Linked DNA regions of Homo sapiens: region 1 is linked to region 2. Evidence: chromatin contacts called from ENCODE Hi-C or POLR2A ChIA-PET data. All regions are on one chromosome and are shown on one strand. The core of a region is the stretch at or near the end of the contact, and the rest is flanking DNA. Distances in the headings are between cores, read along the strand shown.

Region 1 (4,635 bases), core at 425-2,924, 250 kb after region 2:
TGGTAAAATTGATTTTGTTATACATTATTTTGCTTAAATTCATAGTTCCCAAGTAGGTGAGGACTTACTGTACTCCATTCTTCAAGGCCAAGTCCAGGTTCTACCACCTTTTTAATGTTTTCCTTGATTGCTGCAGTGATAACCCAATTATTCCCCTTTACTCCCAAACTTTTTCTGATTATATCCTACCATGTAGCATTGCACATCATAGCCTCTCATATGGTTCTCTGGCTTTTCCTTAGAATTGTGTTGCCTTCTTAATTATATTTAATGCTCTTTGAAGGCAAGGCTTATGTTTATATTTTTATCATATATACTATTCCCCTCCCATCCGTTGGAAATATGTTCAAAGACCCTCAGTCGATGCCTGAGACTGAAGATAGCACCAAACCTTGAATAGACTGTTTTTGCATATAGATACATACCTATGCTCAGGTTTAATTTATAAACTAGGAATAGAAAGAGATTAACAACAGTAACTAATAATAAAACAGAACAATTATAACAATATACTATGATAAAAGTTCTGTGAATGTGGACTCTGCCTCTGTCTCAAAATATCTTATTGTACTGCACTTACCCTTCTTGTGATGAGGAAGGGATGGGAGTGGGATAGCATGAGATTTCATCACACTACTCAGAACGATATGCAATTAAAAACTCATGAATTTTGTATTCCTGGAACTTTCCATTTAATATTTTCAGACTAGTTGACCTCAAGTAACTAAAACTGCAGAAAGTGAAACCTTGGATAAGGGGGGTCTACTGGATTCCAATTTTATAGTGCCTAATAAATGGTCAGTAATAACCACTTATTAGGGGCTTGTTGAACTTCTACAAGTTGTTGTTCAGAGCTACAAGCAGTTCAGACATATTACAGTGTTGGCAACTTGGGTTGGGATCAGTTGTTAATATTGGGGCACGGTGCTCTACTGTTTAAGTGTTGGCAGGATCAGTGGCTACTGTGTTAATGATCCTCTAGGGAGACTGTCTATATAGATATGGTGCTCACGCTAATAGTTGGATTTGTAGATCAGTAGCTGGGTGGCAGGGAGGCTGGGGGCTCCCTGCTGAGAACTGCACACCGGGTTCTTGAATCTTGCAGTAGGTAATAGTTACTTGAGAAAGGAGTATCCTCATGACTCTGGCAGATCCTCAGCACACCATTGTGACATGTGAACTGGCCTGTCTCCTCTCCCACTGTAAGTCCTTGAGCCAGTAATGACCTTGGTGTTCTCTTTTCTACAATACTGGCACAACATCTTAAGGTTTAATCTGATCTTTGTCTAAAATATTTTTTTCAGAACCCATTAAGTACGGTGTCTTCCCAAAAAAGATAAGTGTGTTGTCATAAGTTCCTGGTATTGGAAAAAGGAGTCTGTGTTATTTAAAGAAGCCTTGTCTGCTTCCTTAATTCCAATGCCCCTTTTCCATGCCTTCCTACCTTTCCTGGTAGTCATTCCTGGACTGAGGTAACTGCAGATTTTATAGTACTTGGGACTATGCACTCCCTAAGGCACAGACCGTATAAGAATTGCCTCTGCCAAGGGCTCCTAAACTTGGAATTATTTTTTCTTTAATGTCAGCAGGACTAATTCCACCTATACAAAATGGTTTGGCCTTTTCCTTCTTTGGCACAAAAGAGACTTGGCAGAGGCTCAGATAAAGGTGAAGTTGACGAGCTCTGGCATGGGAGTGAGCTCAGCGCTTCTGGGCTTTCATTCCCCCTGTTCGTCTCATGTTCAAAATCCCCATTCCACCCAGAAAGTCTTCCCTTCCCACCAGTGACACCGAAAGATGTTTCAGATCCTTCTTCCTTTGTCTCCAACACACACAGCGAAATGCTGCATGCCTTCATTTGCAGAAAGTTACCCAACTGGAATCACTTTAATATTTTTTTTTTAATCTCTTTAGGTGGATGGAAGTTTGCTTAGTTGAAGAATTGCCACCAACCACTGAATTGGAAGAAGGGCTCCGGAATGGAGTTTACCTTGCAAAGTTAGCCAAGTTCTTTGCCCCGAAAATGGTATCAGAGAAAAAGATCTATGATGTGGAACAAACACGTTATAAGGTAACCAAGATCTAATTGGTTTTGGCTTCCAGCTAAAAGTGAAAGTTTGGTATTTCATATCCTCTCCCTTCTTTTACTCTTAGTGTTTCTGTAAGGATTTGGGGGGCTGGGGGATGTCTTTGGAGCCTGTTAATAGCATTCCTGAGGCAGCAGCAGTTTTAAAAAGCAAAGTGTTTCTATTTCTGGTCTGACACTAAGAGACCTCTGACTTATGGGGCTTCCCAATGCCTCCCCCAATTATTCCTTCAGGGAAGTCACTCTTGACTTTATTAGTGCCAGTAAAGGTAAAAGTGGGGGCATGCTACCACTCCTTTTTTCACTTGAACTTGTGGCCCTAAAGAGTTAGGGCCAATGTGATAAAACAAGTAGGAAGGTCGAATGATCAGCCAAGAATTCTTTTCCATTTCATGTTTAAAGCAAGATACGACTAACCACTTTGTGTACAACTAGTTTTAAGAATTGTTTCAGGGCTAATTTGGGAAGCATTAGAAAATAAAAAGCTATTGTAGCCCTTTTAGAAACATCACAACAGCTGAGTGTGGTAGCTCTTGCCCATAATCCCAACACTTTTGGAGGCCAAGGTAGGAGGATTGCTTGAGCCCAGGAGTTCAAGGCTGCAGTGAGCTATGATCACACCACTGCCCTCCAGCCTGGGTGACAGAGTGAGACCCTGTCTCTAAGATAATAATAGCAAGAAGAAGAAAGATCAACAATAAAAACCGCACTGTTATTTAAATTTAGAAGGAGGAGGGAGAAGAAAACAAAATTAAAATAAACATCAATTTTATAGTAATAAAAATCCCGATTTTTTAGAGATACATATCAAAGTATTTACAGATGAAGTGATAGATCTAGGATTTGTTTCAAAATAATTGAGGGGAAGGTAGACAGATGATAAAAAGCTGGCCATGAGTTCATAACTGTTGAGTTGAATGATGGGTACATAGGAGTTCATTATACTATTCTGTCTACTTTTTTACATTTGAAATTATATATTCAGAAGGAAAAGGAAAAAGCAAACGCCAACCTAAAAGGCTCCTCCATTAGCAATGTATCTTCAAAACAGATTTTTTAAATGTCTGGTGTTCTATTCTGCAATATGTGACCTCTTGTCTGCTGCAGGTCAAGGTTTCTAAAGCTTCTTTGAAACTTGATCTTTATTTTTTTAATGCATTCAGTTCTTTATATCAATATTTTTTATCTGCAGATTTTCCAGTATTCTGAACAGTTATTTCTCTTACAGCTGTAGGGAATATGTTGCATATAGTTGGAAAAGGAATGATTTCCCATTTATTGCATGATTCATAGTACCCTTCACTTCTTTAGGCAAAATATATTCTTTAAATATGTATATTAAATACAGATAGAATGTTTGAATAATCTTCAAGGTTAACAGTAGACAAGATTACTTGTCAAATTTATTTTGAGTCTGTTTTTCTAGTCTGGTCAAAAAGGTCACTGAGCAAAAGTTTTTGCCTTGAATAATGTTATAAATAAAAATGTTTACATTTATTAAAGTAAATTTGTGTTCATGAAGTTTCACTCCAGAGTTCCAGCTCATTATAATCTTCCACAAGACTTTAATAAAACAATCATTTAGCCGGCTAAAATTGAAGTTTAGAAAAATTTTTTGAGAAATGTTTTTAGAAATTCAGAGAAGCCCAGAAAAAGACCATCTGTATCCTCTCTCCACAAAATAAATATTAGTCCACATTTTAGACTACAGCTTGTCTTTTTTTCATTGCTTTTATTTTGGTTATAATCAAGATCTAGGTCTGTCAGTACCAACACGTATGTAGATTTGATGATAGAGTTAAAGCGTAGTTGGGGTAGGCTCCAGCTCCACTGAAAGGGAATTACAGATTTTCTTTTGGCTTTCATGAACTGTGAGAATCAGGCTGGGAAGACGGGCCCTTCATGGAAGTGAGCCTCAGAGCAGTATGTGTGCTAGTTCTTTTCTCTTCCTGGAATGTTGTATACCTTGAATATAGGAGTGTCCTTCCTGACCAGCTCAGGGCCCTCATGGCAGTTGCCTCATGGCAACTTAAACAGGTACCTTCTCCTCCTGGCATCAGATATCCTATTATTTAAATGAATAGCAACTTCTCTTTAGGATGGGGACAGGGGAAATAATATTCGCAATTTCTGGTTATGGAATAAAATACTTGCGGGGCGTAGGCAGGTGATGACATACATCCCCAAGTGAAACATCACAAGAGGGAGGCCACCCCTGCCCCATCAGATCCCTGGAAGGCCGGGTGGCACAGAGGTGATGCTGGGAGAGGAGCAGGAAGGAGGGAGGTGCAGCAGGAGGGAGATCGTGGCCAGCTGTGGCGTGGGAGCCCATCCTTGCTGAGCTAAAAGAAAAAAACATAAGACAAATGGAAAGGACCCCTCTGTGGATTGACTACAGAAAAGAGGTTTGTTTTTTTCTTTATTAAATCCCTGAAAGTGCCTAGTGTTCTTGATGGAAACTTTGAGTGATTTGCCATGTAATCATAAAATCTTATTTTAGCGCCTTTTCATCTCTCATACGAAAATGAAAGGAGATAAATATTAGCAAA
Region 2 (5,024 bases), core at 1,394-3,893:
ATTACATGGGAAGTGCATGATGCTCAGAGCATCAGAGAGGTTTTCTTGAAAGAAGTTCCATTTAATTGAGATCTAGTAGGTGATAACCAGTCAAAAAGATGGAAAGAACATTTCAGTTAGAGCAAATACCAGCTAACAAGCTCTGGAAGTAAAAGAGTTACTCAAAGAACAAGTCATGAAGACTCTTTCACATTGCCTTATTGTGTGGGGACGGGGAGACTTTGAGCTGTCTTACAGAGAATGACAAGATCATTCTTGGCCTTTAGAGAGCTCCCTCTAATGGCCAGAAAGAAGGCAGGGAGGCTGGTTAAGACACTTAAGTTGTAGGTTGGAGGCCGGGCACGGTGGCTCACGTCTGTAATCCCAGCACTTTGGGAGGCCAAGGCAGGCGGATTACGAGGTCAGGAGATCGAGACCATCCTGGCTAACAAGGTGAAACCCCGTCTCTACTAAAAATACAAAAAATTAGCCAGGCATCGTGGCTGGCGCCTGTAGTCCCAGCCACTCGGGAGGCTGAGGCAGGAGAATGGCGTGAACCCGGGAGGCGGAGCTTGCAGTGAGCCGAGATCGCACCACTGTGCTCCAGCCTGGGCGACAGAGCGAAACTCCATCTCAAAAAAAAAAAAAAAAAAAAAAAAAACAGAAAGAAAGAAAGAAAAATGTAGGTTGGAAAGGGGAAAAGTCAACACTCAACATGTTCACAGATATTTAGGGATACATTCAACAAAGCTTGGTGCTTGATTAGATGTTAGGGGGAAGAAAAGAGGTTGTCAAAGAAAGATGATTCCAGTTTCTGCGTGTACAGTTGAGTGAATGGAGATGGCAGGTTTTGTTTATGTTTTTTAATTTTAAAAACCACCTGCAGGAGCACAATGGCATTTTGAGGCTGGGACACAGGAGGGACAGTGGGTCTGGGCTGTGGTCAAGAAGGTAATAAGTTCCATTTTGGACATGTTGAGTTTTTACATCAACCTGGGGCTGTCCGATTGGCATTTGAATATTTTTGTTTGGATGCCAGAAAGATACCTGAGCTGGGGATAGAGAGGTCATTCACTATTTCATTCAAAAAAAAAAAATGATTATGGAATGCATATCCTGTGCCAGGAACTATTTTAGTCATTGGGAGACAGCAGTGAACAAAACAGACAGAAAGCTTTGCCTTGATAGAGCTTATATTCTATAATAGTTTGAGGAAGACAGTCCAACAAACAGATAAGTAAAGTAGATGTAGTATATTGGATGGTGCTAAGTGCTGTAGAGAAAAATAAAGCTACGTGGAGCATAGAGAATGCTGGGGTAAGGAGAGTTACAACTGTAAATAGAATGGTCTAGGGGGATGTGACTGTAAAGCTGACATTTGAGCAAAGACCCAGGCAGACATCTGGAGAGAGTGTATTCACAGCAGAGGCAACAGCAGGTGCAAAGGTCCTGAGGTGGGAGTGTGAGAGACCAGTTGGAAGAGAGGCAAAGCTTGTCTGGCTGGAGCAGAATGACCAAGGTAGAGGGTAAGAAGCCATGGGGTCAGAGTGGACAATAAAAGGGCTTTGGTCTTCTTGCTGAGTAAAATGAAATCCAATGTGGGGTTTGGGGGCAGATGAGTGACATGAACTGACTTATGAAGTCCACAGCAAGAAATGTGGCAAGAGGTAATGGTGCCAATGGAGGTGGTGAGAAAGTGGTTAGATTCTGAAAATATGTCTAAGAGAGAGACCTGGAATAGTTCAAGTCAAAGGAAACAGAAAACAAAGGCCTCCATAGAAATAACATGTCTGAGAGGCAAGAGTTGGAGTCTGGGGGTAAATCCATCAACGTAAGAAAATCCAGAGGTAACACAGATCTGGACTAAGAAATAACAGACACCAGAGTTAGGATACCAGGCCAGGAGACAAGAGTTCAGTGAGCTAGAAACTCAGGCTGGCAGAGTGGAATACAAAAAAACTAGCCTGGAAGCAAGTGGTCAAAGTATTAAGATGTCTTGATCTTCAAAAATGGTGTATGACATTGAGAGAAGGCTTTGCAAGTTAGACTTCCCTATAACCTCTGTGCTTAGGTCAGTAGGGCAGTAGTAGTTTGCAGCTGGTTCTCAATGACATTCATTGGACTGACTTGCCCAGGGCTAGAACTCACCTCAGGTAGAGGCAAGATATCAGAACTGTCTGCAGTGGAAGTTGAAGGCACCTCTCTGCTCATGCACTCACCTTGGTCAGTCACCTCTATCTTGATCCTAAACCTTCTTCCCAACTCTGTAGTAATAGCCTGAGATTCTTGCCAAGGCCAGCTTCCCAGTGCTGTGGTACGTCTGCCACAATGATTGAGATGCAGTGGTCGATGCAGTGCCCTTCTCCCCAAGGCTCTTAATTCTTAGGCGTAGACTTGAAGAAGCCAGGAATACTTGTACTTCTGCAGGGATGAGTGAGGTGAAGCGGGAAGACGGAAAAGCAAATGTTGCATTCAGGAATTTGTCCTTGATTGTGAGGCTGGAAAGACAAGATTGCTTTGAGAAGCATTATGAGGAAAGAAATGAAGAGCAGGGCAAAATGATAGACCTTTGAAGTTTGAGCCATTATTGAATATACAAGTCATTGTATAGTCTTTTAACAGTTTCTACATCAGCCCCTCACCTGTGTCAAAGATAAGCAGAGAGCCTATTATATGTAATGTAGATCACAAACAATTGATGTGGCATGAGATTCTTCTAATAGACATGAAATATGAATGTGACATGAGCCAGACATAGAATGGATTTTCCAGCTTGCCGTAAATCTGAAAGGAGCCCCAACCATCTAACATACTGGTGTGGGGGAGCTTCCTTTTCCCTCATTTCTCCGTCCCCAGTCCCTGCCACCAGCAAAATTACTTTCAACCCTCTTTGCGGTAGAACTGAGAACACCAACAGAAGATGCATTTCATTTTTTGGGTTTAGTCTGTGCTGGTCAGCTTCCCTCAATACCCTAACTGGGAAAAATAAGTCAATTTTCCCTCATCTCTTGAAGTCTTCAAAATGAAAGTATATGTAATGACAGGTTGAAATGGATTTTTTCCATCCATCAGGGTCCCTACTTTTCTCTCCCTGCTTTGTGAAAGTTGTAAATCTCTCAAAAGTCATAAATGTAGCTCCCGCGGTGTAGGCCTGTTCCAGCTCATTCCAGTTCTAGGTTTTGGCCTTTATGTTTCTCTGCGTCCAGGTGTTAACTTTCTGCTGCCACTATGTGGCTGTGGCCAAGTCCCCTGCTCACATTTCCTGTGTGCTTATGGCTCAGGGGCCACTTTTTTTTTTTGGGGGGGGGGACAGGGTCTCACTCTGTCACCCAGGCTGGAGTGCAGTGACGCAATCTCCACTCACTGCAATCTCTGCTTCCCAGATTCAAGCAATTCTCCTGCCTCGGCCTCCTGAGTAACTGGGATTATAGGTGCCTTCCACCACTCCCAGCTAATTTTTGTATTTTTAATAGAGACGGGGTTTCACCGTGTTGGCCAGGCTGGTCTCGAACTCCTGACCTCAAGTGATCTGCCTGCCTCGGCCTCCCAACGTGCTGGGATTACAGACATGAGCCAGCGTGCCCAGCCATTAGGGGCCATCTTTACCCCTCCTCCGTGGCGCTCGGGGCCAGGAGCGCACACCTTGTGAGATGCAGCCCACGCTCTCAGGGCCGTCCTGCAACTCTGCACAGACTCCCAGGGCCAGGCAAGCCTGTCTCATGGTGTCGTTTGGCCGCATGTTCCTGCCTTTCTCTGCCTACCTTCTTCCCTTTTCTTTCCCCCTTATGCCCCCTTATGCATGCACAGTTTCAGACATGAGGTCAGAAAGGATTTGAGGATCTGATTGTTCACACCTGCCGATCCCTGAGAGTCCTGGGCAGCTGCTGCCATCACCCAGTGCAGTGGGATTGGTCTCTTCCTTGATGAGCTAAAATCAAAACATTTTCCCAGAATTAAGCAACCCAAGCCCTTCCCTTAGGACTGTCCTTGTTTTGACAGAGTTCTCTTGTTTCCTCCCCATTCTTCAGTTCCGAAGGTCTGTCATCTTGGATCTCTTACTGACCAGCTGTGCGACCTCAGGGACACCACTCAGCCTAGCTGGGCCTGGATTGTTTGAGATTTAAATGAGGAGTATGAAATAAATAGCATCTCAGGGCCTTTCTAGCTCTAGAATTCTCTTCACTGTCGTCATCTGGTATTCTGTAATGGCAATTTCATTCATTCTTTCTTGAATACATTCTACGTCTAATATAAAGATAAATATCTCACTTATTTGTGAAGATTTTGGTACAGAGGAATCTTTCAGCTATCGCGACTAACCAACCTATGTAATCCACTCCATCCCTGGCCCTCTGCTCTGCTTGATTTTTCCTTATACGCCTTATCATTATATTATATATGTTTATGCTTTGGCTATCCAGCAAAAGTCAGATTCATTTTGTCTCTGGTAGTTAGAAGTAGAGGGTGAAGGGGGTGGGGAATATATGCTTCCTGCTCCCACAACCTTGCCATCAGGCAATATATTACAATGGAAGCAAATCCTGCCAAGTGTACTAGCACAAAAACAGTCACAAAGTTTGTTTTTGAGCTCCAAGGAAGTCCATCTCGCTGTCCTTGGGTACTGAGCAAGCCCTTGCATGAAAGGGCCATGTGCTTGATATGCTGACAGCAGGGCCACCAGACTTGTGGGCCAGCTAAACAAGGGAATGCCCCTTTAATTGTGGGGTGCAGGATAAGGGGGCTCTAGAATCTGGAGTCTAGACCAGGAGTACCATTTCACCAACTTGAGGCTGCAGGGCTTGGAGGACGCTTGTATGTTCATTAGGCTAAGGGCAGAACATTCTTTCCAATCATTGCTTATACAGAACAGCACTCACATCATCAGTGAAAAAATCATCTCCGTGGTCATTAACAAACCTTCTCATGCAGATTTCTAAAATGATCTTTAAAGCACTAAGTAACCATCTCTGGCCTGTTGATTCTTGATTAATGTGCTTTAAATTATATGGGTATGCATTAGAGACAATTTATCTATCAATCATATT

Evidence for each region. Hi-C counts contacts between places; a loop is a spot of excess contacts on that map. ChIA-PET counts read pairs that join two places held with the same protein, here RNA polymerase II (POLR2A). Pooled maps may share reads with other maps.
Region 1: a loop to region 2 is called in a pooled map of right lobe of liver, with 2.1 times the contacts of the local background. The contact joins the enhancer-like site here to the promoter of SV2C-AS2 in region 2. A Hi-C loop is called at or near these places in 1 of 50 pooled maps. POLR2A ChIA-PET finds 5 or more read pairs at or near these places in 3 of 52 experiments (OCI-LY7, activated CD4-positive, alpha-beta T cell and activated T-cell).

The regions. Positions count from the first base shown.
Region 1 is chr5:76,560,482-76,565,116 of GRCh38, forward strand. IQGAP2 (IQ motif containing GTPase activating protein 2) reads left to right here. Exons shown (of 36, transcript NM_006633.5): 3 at 1,915-2,071. Among named protein-coding and RNA genes, the nearest start is that of F2RL2, 61 kb to the right of the region's middle. Within about 2 kb of position 1,675, at least 3 of the 41 ENCODE cell types and tissues checked have a DNase peak (open chromatin) inside an H3K27ac peak, as active enhancers do.
Region 2 is chr5:76,308,986-76,314,009 of GRCh38, forward strand. SV2C-AS2 (SV2C antisense RNA 2) reads right to left here and starts at 2,644. Exons shown (of 4, transcript XR_001742750.2): 1 at 2,199-2,644. All of the region lies in intron 12 of SV2C (synaptic vesicle glycoprotein 2C), which reads left to right.